Regions from separate parts of the Mus musculus genome. Here regions 2 and 3 are each linked to region 1. Evidence: chromatin contacts called from ENCODE POLR2A ChIA-PET data. All regions are on one chromosome and are shown on one strand. Each heading gives the region's core, a stretch centred on a gene start or an enhancer-like site at or near the end of the contact. The rest is flanking DNA. Distances are from core to core; before and after follow the strand shown.

Region 1 (5,108 bases), core at 1,571-4,070:
AACCATTAGTAACAAGATAGCTCTCTGCAACAATGACTGGTTTACAATTCACTTATGTAGTCCAGGTAGACCTCAAACTCATGCCTCTGCCACCAGAGTGCTGGGATTCCAAGCCTCTGCCACAAAACCCAACAGGTATTTGCTTCTCTTATCAAACCCTTTTACCCTCAGAGTTTCTATTACAACCCTTTTCTCTTCTCTTCTCTTCTCTTCTCTTCTCTTCTCTTCTCTTCTCTTGTTGTTGTTTTAAGACAGGGTCTTGGGCTGGAGAGATGGCTTAGCAGTTAAGAAGAATACTGACTGTTCTTGCAGAGGTCCTGAGTTCAATTCCCAGCAATGGTGGCTCACAACCATCTGTAATGGGATCTGATGCCCTCTTTTGATGTGTCTGAAGACAGCAAAGGTGTACTCACATACATGTGAGTACACCTTTTTTAAAAAAAAGTTTAAAAACAAAAAAAGAAGAAAAACAGGGTCTTACTATGTAGCCTTGGCTAGCCTGGAACTCACTTTGTAGACCAGGCTAGCTTTGAACTCACAGAGACTCACCCGCCTCTCCCTTCTGAGTGCTGGGATTTAAGGTATGAGCCACCATACTTAGCACTGTTTTCTTTCATTCTTGTCTTTGCCTAAACTGGACTTTATTCTTGATTTTATACTTGTATGGCCATATATTTTCTATTTCCAAGATTGATTTTAATAGCCTTATGTTTTTTTTTTTTTTTTTTAAAGATTTATTTATTTATTATATGTAAGTACACTGTAGCTGTCTTCAGACACTCCAGAAGAGGGCGCCAGATCTCATTACGGATGGTTGTGAGCCACCATGTGGTTGCTGGGATTTGAACTCCAGACCTTCGGAAGAGCAGTCGGGTGCTCTTACCCACTGAGCCATCTCACCAGCCCCTAGCCTTATGTTTTTAATTCACGTTTTATATTGCTCAAGATTTTTGTTGATGTTGTTTTGTTTTTTCAAGATGGTTTCTCTCTGTAGCCCTGGCTATTCTGGAACTTACTCTGTAGGTCAGGTGGCCTTGAACTCAAAATCCAACTGTGTCTGCCTCGAGTGCTGGGATTAAAGGCATGTACCACCACCACCCAGCTCAATGTGTTTTTAATGCATATAATCCACTTATTTCTGAGCATCTCAAACACACTTATTTTTAGAACGTTCTGTAAGATCCTCAAGCTAGGCATAAGTTTAAAGCCAGTCAAGGCTACTCAGGAGACTGTCTCAAAAAGCAAAGCAAAGAGTGATAAGGTTGACACACGACTTTAACTTCTGGCCTCTACACATGTATACAAAGCCAAAAAGTGTTCTAACACATAAATATGCACACACTGACTTAGTTTCCTTAATTGGAAGTCAGGAAAGCAGTCAGCCTCAGTAATGGAAATTTGTGAGCTGCTACACAAAACAAACATGTTCATATTTCTACGGCTCAAATGATAACTGGAGACTTCTTGTAGCAGACACTTTTATTCCCTTCCTCCCTAACTCCCATTCCTATCAAGATGACCAGAGGTTTAGGACAATGACTTTTTTGTGCCTTCAATTTTGAAGGGAGATGAAATGGATGGATAAACATGCTGCTTATGTAGAAGTGGGCAGGTACCTGACCAAAGCAAAGGAGATGTAAGAAATCAGTTTTGTTATTTATCTATCAAAGGTAGGTAGGTAGTCTGCCATTGGCCAATATTCCAAAAATTTTCTTCACTACCGCCAATAAAAGAAAGCTGCTTCACTCAAACAAACAAACAAACAAACAAACATCTTCTCCACCTAGTAAAGTTTTGTTTATAAACCTCATGCATCCTTTCTCCCTCCTGAATTCCCTGCTGCCTGGAATACAGACCTTTAACTCCATTCCTCTAAGCTTATTCTTTCAGAACTAGCCAAGCATGAAGGTCGGACCCCAGCCACTGGGGAAAAGACACCATGATTTTGATCCTGAAACACCTTTTTTACAAATAGAACGTGCCTTGTAGAGCTACTTCGCTTTGTTTATGTTTCTAGCAAACACAAAACGAAAACAGAAATGCCAAACTTTATCTTTAGTCACTCTGTGGCCCCAGAGAGAAGTCAATGATTTTTAGCCAAAGTAGCTTCGAAATGTCTGTTTAAGGGAAGAAGGAATTCAGGACGCCAACGCTAGATAAGTCTCACTATAATAAACACATAAGGAAAACCTGTGAACAATGCAGACATACACTTGAAAGAGCAGAGTCCTTGATGATTAACAGCACCTAACACCAGTGATTTGCGCCCTAAACCACCCTCCCATTACGCATTTCCGCCCACGCATACGGCCAGCACCGTCTGGACACAAGCGCCCGGTGCTGCAACCTCCATTTTGCTTTCTGGCATTCTTGTAGTTAAAAGCTCCGCCTCACTTGGCAGTCTGGTCCACATCTCCCGCCAGGCTTCCGGTCTCTACACCTCCAGGCGAACGTCAGTGACAACATAAGCAAGTACGCGTGCGGTGAAGGCAAGGATTGCTCTAAGAGCCAGAGGAGGCCCGCGGGGACCCCGACGTCCCATGAGGCCTTGACCCAAGATGGCGGACAAAACCCTTAGCGCAGCCTTGCTCAGAGACGCATGTGCGCATGCCCGGTCGACTGAGCTGCCCTGATCCAAGATGGCGGCCGGACCGGGGCTGGGGACGGGCTTAGCGCGTTACTGAGCATGCTCAGTCTTCCGTCACTTGCGTCAGGTCGGCAGCCGGCGCAGGCCGCTCAGTCCTTCCCGGAGAGGCGGGAACATGTACGCATGCGCAGTGAGCAGTCTCGGCTAGTCGGTGGGCGGAGCTACCCCGCGGGGTGGACGTTGAGTGTGTGTGATGGCCGGCTGACCTGCTTTCCTCTTTGAGCTTGTCTGCCCCTGAACTAGAGGGAAGTCGGCTTAGGTGAGGTATTTATAGTTGTCAAAATCCCGCACTCGCCTGTGATCCCAGCGCTCAGGAGCCCGGAGGGATTGCCTCAAGTGCTGTAGGACAGCAAGACCCTGCCCAAAGCAAAAAGTCGGGAGCTAGAGACTGGGAAAGTGGGGGCCGTCCAGGGAGGCTGGGCACATACAGTTCAGTCACTTTCGTGGGTGCGTACTTTGAGTTTTCCTTGGGATTTGTGGCTCAGGGGCAGAGCCCTTGCCTAGCACCTGGAGGTTTGGGATTTGGTCCCCAGCACCAGAAATAAACAGTTAAAGAGGGGCAGTGTAAGATAATCGCAGCACTGGAAAGGGGGAGCTAGGGTAAGGAATTCAAGCCATTTTCTGATACTTGTAGGCCAGTCTGGGCTTCATAAGACCTTTTATTTTATTTTTTAAAAAAGGTTAATAACAAAATAAAATAGCAAAATGTACGGGTTTATTTAATGGACTCTGTCATCGTGTTGTAAATGAATCTGTGGGTAAATAGATGTATCGCCATCTTTAATAGCCCCAAAGCAAGGATGACAGTCCATCCTAGTATCTTTAGTTATCCTTTGGCAGGTTCATCCATGTGTTTTAATGTGGTTTTCAGCCCTTGTCACCCTCTCATCCCACACCCACTGAACCCCCTTTCCCTTCTATTTTCATATCTATACATTTTTTAAAATTATTATTATTGTGGATGTATGTGACACATCATGGGAGTGCCTGCTTGCTATATGGTACATGTGTAAGAGAGGACAACTTTGTGAAGTTGATCATCTCCTCCTCCTCCTCCTGTCTTCTTTCTTCTTGTGACAGAGTCTCTTTCTGTAGCCCTGACTGTCCTGGAACTTGCTTTGCAGAACAAGCTAGCTTTGAACTCACAGATCCTCTAGCCTCTGCCTACTGAGTTCTGGACTGAGCATGCGTGTGTACCCACTGAGTTTAACTTGGGTATTTATGGGTAGGGGTTTATTTATGGAGCATACACAATTTAATGGTGGATACACCAATGAGGAAAAACGAGTCCCCTGAACCAGCAGCCATTATTTACTTGTTTTCAAGAATAGGTGAGATTCTTTAATTCTTCGGAAATTTTTAGTGGAAACTTAGGTCCTCTGAAAGAGCAACCAATGATCTTAACCACCAAGACCTCCACTGAAAGCCTTGATTAAATTCCTAAAGCTATAGTTTTTATTTTATGACGTGTCTCTTAAACGATAGTCCCTTATCCTGGGTTTTTTGGTTTTTGGTTTTTGTTTTTTTTTTTTTTTTTTTTATCACTCTGGAACTAGCTGCTGGTCTATAGAAACCCATTTGTTTCTCTATTGATCTTGTTTCCTGTTGCCTTGCTAAGTCTGCCCTTACATGGTTCCATAGGACATTTTATGTATAAGATTATATCATCTTCAAATAGTTTGGACTTCATAGTCCAAATGCTTTTTATTTCTTTGTTTTGGTTTAGCTTTTGAAACAGTTTTTCTGTGTATCCCTGGCTGTCCTGGAACTAGATCTGTAGACCAGACTGGCCTTGAACGCACAGGAACTTGCCTGCCTCTGCCTCCCTGGTGCTGGGGCTGTCCCCACCCCCCAATGTAGTGATTTTTTTTTTTTAATTCTTCCCATTAACTTTGTTTCCCTGCCTGCTATCTCCAGTAAAGTACTCAATAGAAGTGGTAGAAGGGAGGTATACTTTCTGCATTCCTAAACTTTAGCCAAAGGATGGAGTTGTGATCTTTCCTTGTTTCTGGTTTTAAGAAAAAAGCTTTTAGTTTGTAGGATGTTGTTGTTTTGTTTTTAAAGACAGCATCTCAGACTTTAGCCCAGGCTGGCTGAAACTCACTATGTAGCCCAGGTGGTGGCCGCAAATCCCTGAGAGTCTTCCTGCCCCAGTCTCTCCCAGTGCTGGGATCGGGTGTAAGCTACCACTGCCCTGGTAGTCTTTGACAGTAACTGTAAAAAGTATTTTGGATTTGTTGATGGTGATGTCCTTTTTTTTTTTTTTTTTTCAGTTTAAGAAATTCCCTCTCAAACCCTGTGTGTGTGTGTGTGTGGAGGGGGGATTCCCTCTTTTTGTATTATTTTTTTTCAATCAATGGAAAGATGGTAGGTTTTTGCCAGGTTCATTTTCTGAACCTATCGAAATTATCCAGATGCTAAGCAGCTTTCCCTTTATTTCATAAATAGGACCAAAAAAAAA
Region 2 (5,108 bases), core at 872-3,371, 120 kb before region 1:
AGCGGCCTGGGCTGCACCCTAACAGCCAAATCCTTTTTAAAATGTGGATTTGTTTTCTCTTTTGATCATACATATGATCAACAACGTGTGGGTGTGGGCACACATGCTCCCTGTGCCTAGGGTTTCAGGTCACTCGGAGCTGGAGTTACAGAGAGTTGTACTCTGCCCCAAGTGGACGCTGAGAGCCAAAGGAGCCGCCACAAGAGCAGACCATGTCTGTACCTGCTCGCTGAGCCAGCTTCCCAGCCCCTTTAACACCACATTCTTACAAAGCAGACAAATTGATGATTTTCCAAAGGTCTTGAGGGAAAGAATGCTAGCGACCTGGCGGTTGCCCAGAGGAACCGGGTTTACCAACTTGCACTTCCTGGAATCTGAGCTGGTAGCCAGCCCTGTTTGTTTTTGAGTTCTTCATAAGCCTGCCAGGACAACTGTGGTCTGGGGTTAGGGCAGGTACCAGCCTTGTGCAGTTTCCTGACAGGGGCTAGTTAGAAACAGCTGGTGGGGATGAGAGACGAGGTGTATGTGACAGTCAGCTGCTTGCGCCAAAGAGACCCAGCTGCCAGCCTTCTGAGTGGCTCGGGCCTTCCTCAGCTGTGGTCACCAGGGCACCTGAAACCTTGTAACCTGAGAGCAGGTCAGGGAAAGGAATCTGGATTAGGGATTGACTGCTATGATCAACTTGAGACTCAGAAGGTCAGCCAGAGATGTGCAGAGGAAAACAAGGGAGAAAAGTAGCTTGTTGAAAAACAAAACAAGGGGCTGGTGAGATGGCTCAGTGGGTAAGAGCACCCGACTGCTCTTCCAAAGGTCTGGAGTTCAAATCCCAGCAACCACATGGTGGCTCACAACCATCTGTAACAAGATCTGACTCCCTCTTCTGGAGTGTCTGAAGACAGCTACAGTATACTTACATATAATAAATAAATAAATCTTTAAAAAAAAAAACAAAAAACAAAACAAAACAAAGCAAAACAAAAAACCACCCATAACACCCATTACCCACTGCTATTTGCAGAATCCAAGGGGCTAGTTGGTTCTGGTATCAGTTGTTTGGGATATTGGGCTGCAAAGACGTAGCTCTTGCCTCCAGCCACAGCTTCTGGCCACTCCTTGCTGAAGAATCATCTTCCTGTCTCCAGAAAGGTCTTGGCTGTTGTTATAAAGGATTGTTTTCCAAGACAAAGGGCTGCTGCCTTCAGACATGCTGATGGGTTTCTCTGCAAAATATCATTAAACAACCAAAGGCATAGCTGAGCTTGTTGGCTGTTGAGGTTTCCCCATGGGAGGAGGGATGGAGGGTCTTGGGACCTTCACCTGACTATCCAGATACTCCTTCTAGCTGATCATAATTGTGTTCTTTCCTAACTGTGTGTGGCCTTGGGGGTTTCAGGAGGGGCTTGGAAGACCTGAAAGAAGGGGGCTCCATGTATACAACCACAGAAGCCATTCATTTTTGTGCCCACCTTCTAGTGCCGCTTCTCAGAGATCACCCATACTCCTTTGCAACCCCCTCATCCTTACTCTGTGAGTAACTTTAGTGAAGTCATTGGCTCCCTAGGCTGAACTTTGGTGGAATCCAACTTTGGCTAGTTTGTGGGAGCTAAGGAGGAGCAGGGTAGACGATTCCTAATCCCCACCCCTCAATTCTCTCACATATGATACAGGACACTGAGACAGAAATTGTACTTGGAGGCCATAAGACTTACTAAATGCCATGGACAGTCAGACGGCTCTGAAGAGAGGGAGTCAGAGCCCATGTGGCAGAAGTGGGTGTCTCTTGTTTACTTGTTTTTGGAGACAGGGTTTCTCTGTGTGGCCCTGGCGGTCCTGGAACTCACTGTGTGTCAGGCTGGCCTCAGACCCACAGAGAGATATCTGCCGCTACCTCCTGAGTGCTGGACTTAAAAGTAAGCACCACCACCGTGCGGCTTTCTTACAACTTTCTAAGGAGAGAAGTTGGACCACACAAGCCTGTAGCCAGGCTCTCCAATCCCGGGCAGGAGGAAGAGAAAGGGGGTGGGGAGTGGGGCGTGCGGCCAGAATGCCTCCTCTGAGTTAAATTCAACTCCCCAGGTGAGACTCTTCGTCCTAACTAGAGACTCCACAGTGTCCCCAGCTGGGCACCTGCCAGGATCCGTGGGCGGACAAGGCTGCTGTAGGTATGTGTTGGCCTAAGCAACAGCTGAAGGGGTTTTTTTAGGTACTATTTATTTTTATTTCATGTGTATGAGTGTTTTGCCCTCATGTACGTGCACCTGTACGTGCTTGGTGTCAGGTTACTTCCTGTAGAGAGGTTGAAGGGGGTAAGAGCGAGGTTTGGTCGGACCTTAAGTGAGACCGTGTTTATTCACAGTGAAGAAGCATTTCATCACCCACGTCTGGGTGGCCAAAATGCCTACAGAAGACAGTACTCCAGTTCCTTGTGAGGCGGAAACAACTACCAGCTACATTGTAGTCCCACCCTTCCAGGAACTCCTTGGTCTGGCTGCAAGGGACGATGGGAAATGTAGTCTTTTGGCAGGAAACTCTCACTTGATGTTCACAGAAACCTGAGAACTGAAGTGGATGTTGGACTCTTTAGTGCCAGAACCAAGAGCAGCAAGTTCACTTAAGCACTGAGCCTTCTCTTCAGTTCCAGCAGCTGGAACCCTCCCTCTCTCCCCATAAGGTCTCACTCAGGCTAGTCTTTTTTTTTTTTTTTTAAGATTCATTTATTTATTTAAAGTACGTGAGTACACTGTAGCTGTCTAAAGACACCCCAGAAGAGGGCATCAGATCCCATTACAGATGGTTGTGAGCCATCATGTGGTTGCTGGGAATTGAACTGAGGACCTCTGGAAGGGCAGTCAGTGCTCTTAACCTCTGAGCCATTTCTCCAGCCCATCAGGCTAGTCTTAAACTTGTGGCAATACTGGGATTGTGAGTAGAGTAATTCTGGTCAAAGCCTGAGCTCTGACAGGGCTAACACCACAGGCTCTGCCACTCATCCACAGTACATTAAATACATAGACATTAGTGAAAACAGACAAAGGAGATTTAGTTGGTGTGGCCACATTGGGAAGAGAAGCAGATAGAGAGCTTTAGTGACCTCCACCCCCAGCCCAAAATCCATCTTCAGCCCTGACATGAGGTTTAGGTTTGAATAGAAAGCAAGAAGGAAGCATGCTTAACTAAGCCATTGTGGTCAAAGTGTGGTCCACCCATCCCTGACCCATCATTGTCTGTCCTCTCAGGTGGGCTAACAGTTGTCAGAATTAAATCTCTCTCCAGGAGGCAAGTTCTTCCTTCAGCCAGCACCAGGGCTTGCAACCTTTTCCTTCTTGGGACCCTTGTTTCATTTGTTTCAATAGCCTGAGAGTAGTCAGAGACGAGTCTCTAGACCAGCTTCACCTGTAAAGACTGTTAGGGTCACAGGATTACAATCGTGAGCTGCCAGCCTCCCAAATGCATCCTATTCACGATCCTCTAGGGTCCTCACAGCATAAACATCTAGTCCAGTTCAGTTTGACTAGGCAGCCATGAAGCAATTTTCTAACAGTCGAAGCATCTTGCCGCCACCTTTCTGAATGCAGTCATTTCCAGGGTGACCTTTCCTGTGCCTCTACTATACCCTGCACATGGGATGGACTGCACCATCTTGTTCAGGCCTAGCCAGTCCCAGGCCAGGGGTTAATATGAAGACTGGTCAGATATGATCTCAGCTGTATCAAGAGTCTCACCTCAGGGCTCAGTCAGGTGCTTCTCAGGTAGACATTGCCTCTGTTTCAGTAACTTCAGCTTGTCTGTAACATAGTCACTTATTACTTTTGTATTTTTATTTGTATTTTGCTGGGGATCGAACCCAGAGCCTTAGTCATGTTTCTGTTCTACGACTGAACTGTGTTCAGCCTAGCGTATGTTCTAGTTTTACTTCAGACCAGAGTTCCCACAGTACCACACACGTGTCAGTGTGTAAGCTCAAAGGCCAGTCTGCCATTTTGAGGATAGTCCTGACTCCAAATAAGCTTTTCTGGTCTGCTAGTCTGTGAGCCTTGTGGACGATGGCTCTAATCTTAGCTTAGAAAACAAGTGTCATACAAGGTTCGTGTTGGAATCAGTACTGAACCTAAAGAACTTATGGTGGGTAAGAAATGGGTGAGGGCTGGGCGGTGGCGGTGGCGGTGGCACACACCTTTAATCCCAGCACTCGGGAGGCAGAGGCAGGCAGATTTCTGAGTTCGAGGCCATCCTGGTCTACAAAGTGAGTTCCAGGACAACCAGGGCTATACAGATATACAGAGAAACCCTGTTTTGAAAAACAAAAACAAAAAAACAAAAACAAAAAACAAAAAAAAAAGAAGAGAAGAAGAGAAGAAGAGAAGAGAAGAGAAGAGAAGAGAAGAGAAGAGAAGAGAAGAGAAGAGAAGAGAAGAGAAGGGGCTGGTGAGATGGCTTAGCGGTTAAGAGCGCTGACTGCTCTTCCAAAAGTCCTGAGTTCAAATCCCAGCAACCACATGGTGGCTCACAACCATCCGTAACAAAATCTGATGCCATCTTCTGGAGTGCCTGAAGACAGCTACAGTGTACTTACATATAATAAATAAATAAAGAAAAGAAAAGAAAAGAAAAGAAAAGAAAAGAAAAGAAAAGAAAAGAAGAGAAAAGAAAAGAAAAGAGAAACAGGTGAGGGCCGGCGGCTTAGCGGTAACGGTGCTGCCAAGCCTGATGACCTGAGTTTGACGTCAGAATTCACAAGATGAGAGGAGAGCGTGGTGGATTTGGTTTAATGCTTGCACTATGGGTTCCCAAATTGCTCAAGAACGGAGACTCCTCCGTGTAAGACGCTGCGGGTCCCGGTCCCCAGTTATTTCTAATTGGTAAATAAAGTTGCCGGTGACTAGTAGGCAGGGAGACGGAGGCAAGACTTTAGATTTCCCGGGCAAGGGAAGCCAGGGAAGAAGGATTTAATACCACCATGCCGGGGAAGCAGAAGGGTCAAGTCTGAGAAGTACGGGACAGAGAGACAGCCAACATGTAAGAGTCAGGGATTGTGGTCAGGAGGACTGTAGACTGGGCAGTCAGGATGCAATATAGGTTTTAGTAAGTAATAACTCGGGAATATTGGA
Region 3 (5,108 bases), core at 1,014-3,513, 75 kb before region 1:
ACAAAGCAATTGTATGAATTAAACTTTTTAAAAGATTTATTTATTTTATATATTTGAGCACACTGTCAGTGTCTTCAGACACGCCAGAAAAGGGCACCGGATCTCATTACTGATGGTTTGTGAGCCACCATGTGGTTGCTGAGAATTGAACTCAGAACCTCAGGAAGGGCAGCTGAGCCATGTCTACAGCCCTGAATTAAACTTTTTAATTCATTTAATTTTTAAAAAGTGGGTACTTGTTTCCTCTGGAGAAAAGTGGCAGCCATTTGAAAGAAGGTTAAGACCACAAGAAATACAGCTTTAAGAGTGTATAACAGGAGAAGAAGAAAAAACCTTCTGTCAAAAGGATAGTAGAAAAAAGGAGGAAGGGAAAGAGAGGGAAAGAGGGAGAGAGAACACTTGAGAGGCTGATGGGGGAGAATCTCAAAGAGGCCAGCCTGGACTACAAAGCAAGACCTAGTCTTAACAACTAAAAGAATGTTGTGAGACTGGCAGTGAATTTGGACTTGCCTCTAGTGGACTAAGACAACTCAGACTGGTATATCTGATAATAAATTCCATCCTCAAAACACCAATAGAAGGCTATCCAGATGGCTTATTAGGTCAAGGTGCTATCACCAAGCCCGATGACCTGAGTTTAATTTCAGAAACCCACACCTTGGCATGAATTCCCTGATATGATCTTTAACTCAGACACACTCATAATACATATGTAATAAAACATTACCAACATTAATAAAACAATAACCAAATTTTTTGTAAAAAGTACATACAATGGAGAAACTTTATCATGTTTTGCAAAAAAAGTAATTTCAGTGAGTTTCAGCCAACTTTGTCCGTGAGAGAGGGGTGGGGATGAGGTGAATCACTGCTATAGCACTCTAGTTTGTAAGTTTCGAATGAGGTGGCAGTGATTTCCACATCTGATAGACTGCTCCTTTGTGTCAAGTCCTGCTTACATTTCTACTCCAATAGCACAAGGCAGAGGAAATCTAGAGTTCACCGTATTCAAACTGCAAAACTTCACAACTACAGAATCGCTTCTCTAACATCCTGACAACAAGGACACTTTCCTTTTCTGTAAACTCAGAAATGCCTGGGAGCAGCTTAACTCTGAGACCAATTTTGTTTTCTTGAGATAAGATCTTCGAAGGCAGACTTGGCTCAAATGATGCCCCTGCCCTCTTGAGTAGGTGGAATTGTAGGGTCAGAGTGCCTGCCTATGTTCAAACAAAAATTTTTTAAAGGTCAAAATATTGTGGTCACAAACCCAAATGTACCAAAAGGTGCAATGGTAGGCATGCATTGCCCTGTTTGACTGATGACACTCATCATTGGCAAACTGTAAAATCACCCTTATTGGTCACCTGTAAAATAATTGACAGGGGTGTCTTCCTTAGCAGACTGCGGTGCTGTACAGGTGGCACCTTCTTTTTCACTGTAACTACTCTGACCAATATTTAAACAAAGGACACAGACATTCAAGGTAAGATGACACCCACACAGAGCTTGATTTAAGAATGTTCAAATACGTGACAGTAAGTTCAATTTACTTCATCCCAATACGTTAAACTCCTAATAAATTTTTTTCCTTCAGTTAACAAGACTACACTTGAACCTTTCAAAATAAATTTTATCTTATCGTAAAATCTTGACTTTTCCCCCCATTAGTATCTTTCCCCTTCATTCAACCCGGCTTGAGCTATACGGTAAGTACGGAGAATGAGGAGGCCCAGTGACCGCCACACTTACTGGGACAACACAGAGCCGTCCTAGCCTCTCCAGCTGTCTATGACCCCTAATTCGCTCATCCTACCAAATGGGGAAACTGAGGGCCAGGGGAAGGAAAAGAGTCTCGCGTGCGGTACTCTCACTCTTTCCTGAAATACTTGCCCTGTGGCAACCACTGTTTTACCCCTAGAGCCACTAGAGCGGTTTCCGCAGGTAGGGATCGGTGTTGTCCCTCACCCTGCGTGAAAAAAACAAAACAAAAACAAAACCCAAAACAACAGGCTCCCTGTTCGCGAAGGACCCGAGACAAGAGCTCTGGGTGAGTGGGCAGCATAAAGAGTGGCCTTCCGAAGGGCCACAGCTGTCGCCCGCTCTCTTGCCCGACGAGGGCACTGCCACTCACCTGCGACTTCAGAGAACGCAACCCTGCTCCGTGCCCGTCCTACACGCTCCAAGCCGGCTGTGCAAAGCGCTATGGCTGCCAGGGCCCCAGCTCTTCTCAGCTCCTTCCGGGTCGGCGGGTGCCTCGCTAGTGACAGTCCGCAGGTCCCAGGCCCCGCTCGCCCTCAGTTCCGCCTCCTTGCGGTCTCGCCACCAATCCCTGTGCTCCGGACCACTTCACTCCAACCCCAAGAGGCATGTGAGATTTTTTTTTTGGGGGGGGGGGGTTGTTTGTTTGTTTGTTGGTTGGTTTTTCGTTTCTTTGTGTAGTCCTGGCTGTCCTTGAACTCACTTTGTAGACCGGGCTGCCTCAAACTTAAGAGATCACCTGCCTCTTAAAGGTATGGGTCACCACCACCACCAGGCTGTTTCTTTCTTTTCCCCCCTCTCAGTAATAGGGGGTTGCAGTCCACCACCAAAACGCATTTGCCACCCTTTAGTTATTTTAATGTTGAAACAGGATCTCACAAAGTTGCTCAGGCAAGTCGTGAATGTATCATCTTCCTGCCTTTGCTTCTGAGAAACTGGGATTGCAACCTTGTAGCACCAGGTCCAACTTGGCATCTCTTTCCTAAAACTACATCTTTTGAGTGACCCTTGAGTTTATGCTAGGATATGTTTTACTTCCTGCAATTCTTTGGAAAGCCCACACCCTGCTCTTGGACGTGTCTCATTTGTCCTCTGAACATCCCTTGCTCTTAACCCTCGTGCTCAAGCCTATATTAAAATGTCTTTCTTAATTTCCACCTAAATACACCTTTTATAGGGAGATGGCTGGAAATAGAGCTCAATGGTAGAATGCCTGCCTTAGATTATAAAATACTCTGAGTTCAGTCCCCTGTAACACACACACAAAAGTGGGTCCTGTTTGTCTTGTTTGAGAAAGGGTCTCTCTACATAGCCACTCTACATCTGCCATCAAGTGACAACTAGGAGTTTAATCCCTGGAACCCACAAACTGAATAAACAGAATCAACTCCTGGGAAAGTTGTCATCTGACTTCCACAAGTACACCACACTGAACAAAGGGTGACATGTTTATTATTTAAAGTATGGAAGAACAGAAAAATAAAAACTCAGATCATTTTTTTGAAGAATCTCAATCGTACCATATTACCAGTTTTTATTTCATGGGCAGAGTTGTAAAATACAACACTTAAGTCAGGCAGTGGTTGCAAATGTCTTTAATCCCAGCACTTGGGAGGCAAGGGCAGGTGGATTTCTGAGTTTGAGGCCAGCCTGGATTACAGAGTAAGTTCCAGGACAGCCAGGGCTATACAGAGAAACCCTGTCATAAAAAGAAGAAGAAGAAGAAGAAGAAGAAGAAGAAGAAGAAGAAGAAGAAGAAGAAGAAGAAGAAGAAGAAGAAGAAGAAGAAGAAGAAGGGGAGGAGGAGGAGGAGGAGGAGGAGGAGGAAGAAGAAGAAGAAGAAGAAGAAGAAGAAGAAGAAGAAGAAGAAGAAGAAGAAGAAGAAGAAGAAGAAGCCGCCACAACACTTGGTCTGTCCCCATGAGTTACTAGTCACTTCAGCTTTCAGTTCCTGCATCTGCACATTTGGGACTAATATTCAGAATCAATCAGTGTTATGAAGAAACAATAACCAGTGCAAACCTGGTGGTGCACCCCTGTAATTCCAGCTGGGAGACAGACATGGGGAGGTCAGGAGTTCCAAGATGGCCTCACTTGAATACATAGCAAGTCTGAAGCCCACAAGGACCACATGAGACCCTGTGTAAAACCAGACAGAATAACAGAATAACATACAGAAAGCAGTAAATATGGGGACAGCATTGGGAAGCATTACTGCTACACACTAGCCTGAGGTATTGGGCAGTGCCGACAATTTCAGCACTTGGGAGGCAGGGGCAGGCAGCTTTCTGAATTTGAGGTCAGCCTGTTTTACAGAGTGAGTTCCAGGACAGCCATGGCTACACAGAAAAACCCTGTCTTGAAAAAACCAAACCAAGCCAAACAAACAAACAAACAACAATAACAACAAAACAAAACCCAAAGCCAAAAAACAAAACAACAACCCACTACCCCAAGACAACGGAGAACTTAAATCTCAGTCTTAGAAGTTTTAGCCAGGCATAATGGTGCAAGCCTTTAGTTCCAGCACTTGGGAGTCAGAGGCATGTGGATCTCTGAATTCAAGGCAAGCCTCGTCTACAGAGTGAGTTCCAAAACAGCCAGGATTAGAGAGACCCTGTCTCAAAAAACCAGAAACCTTTTAGAGGTTTTGACTAAAACAAGAAAAACATAGAACTGTTTGGGGCGGTTTCACATGGCACAGCACACAGGATATATTGAGTCAGACTGAAAGCTGAGAGTAGTTTGGCACGAGGCAGACCCAGTGAGACAGGTGAGGGGTGGCCAGGGCCTGGGTTGGGTCAATGGGGAGAGAGAAACAGGGAGTCAAGAGAATGAGGAAATATGTCTTGTAAGGTTAAAGAGCTAGCAAAGTCTGAAGTTTTAACAGGGATTAACAAATACACATCTCGCCAGGCGTGGTGGCGTACACCTTTAATCCCAGCACTTGGGAGGCAGAGGCAGGCAGATTTCTGAGTTCGAGGCCAGCCTGGTCTACAAAGTGAGTTCCAGGACAGCCAGGGGTACACAGAGAAACCCTGTCTCGAAAAACCAAAACCAAAACCAACCAAACAAAAAAAAAACCCAAATACACATCTCTGTTCTACACAATGTACTTTAGATCCTGTAATCTTTGCATTCCCCTCAGCAGCTGCTCTTTGCTACTTTGTGAGTTCTTTTCCCCACCTGTTCTCTGCCCACCTCCCATTTCACTCCCTACCACTAGATAGGAGAGAAACAAGGATGGGGGGAGAGAGACCTGTGAATCTAATTTCTTTTTGTTTCTTCTTTGAGCACTACTAACAAACTGCAAATAACCCCCATGAACAACCACTAACTATACCTAT

The links. ChIA-PET counts read pairs that join two places held with the same protein, here RNA polymerase II (POLR2A).
Region 2: POLR2A ChIA-PET joins it to region 1 with 41 read pairs in embryonic stem cell. The contact joins the enhancer-like site here to the promoter of 0610009B22Rik in region 1. POLR2A ChIA-PET finds 5 or more read pairs at or near these places in 3 of 5 experiments (Patski and embryonic stem cell).
Region 3: POLR2A ChIA-PET joins it to region 1 with 19 read pairs in Patski. The contact joins the promoter of Sar1b here to the promoter of 0610009B22Rik in region 1. POLR2A ChIA-PET finds 5 or more read pairs at or near these places in 4 of 5 experiments (Patski and embryonic stem cell).

The regions. Positions count from the first base shown.
Region 1 is chr11:51,686,346-51,691,453 of GRCm38, reverse strand. 0610009B22Rik (RIKEN cDNA 0610009B22 gene) reads left to right here and starts at 2,820. Exons shown (of 2, transcript NM_025319.2): 1 at 2,820-2,906.
Region 2 is chr11:51,802,740-51,807,847 of GRCm38, reverse strand. No RefSeq gene overlaps it. Among named protein-coding and RNA genes, the nearest start is that of Sar1b, 42 kb to the right of the region's middle. Within about 2 kb of position 2,121, at least 3 of the 3 ENCODE cell types and tissues checked have a DNase peak (open chromatin) inside an H3K27ac peak, as active enhancers do.
Region 3 is chr11:51,760,818-51,765,925 of GRCm38, reverse strand. It overlaps Sar1b (secretion associated Ras related GTPase 1B), which reads right to left and starts at 2,263. Exons shown (of 7, transcript NM_025535.2): 1 at 2,135-2,263.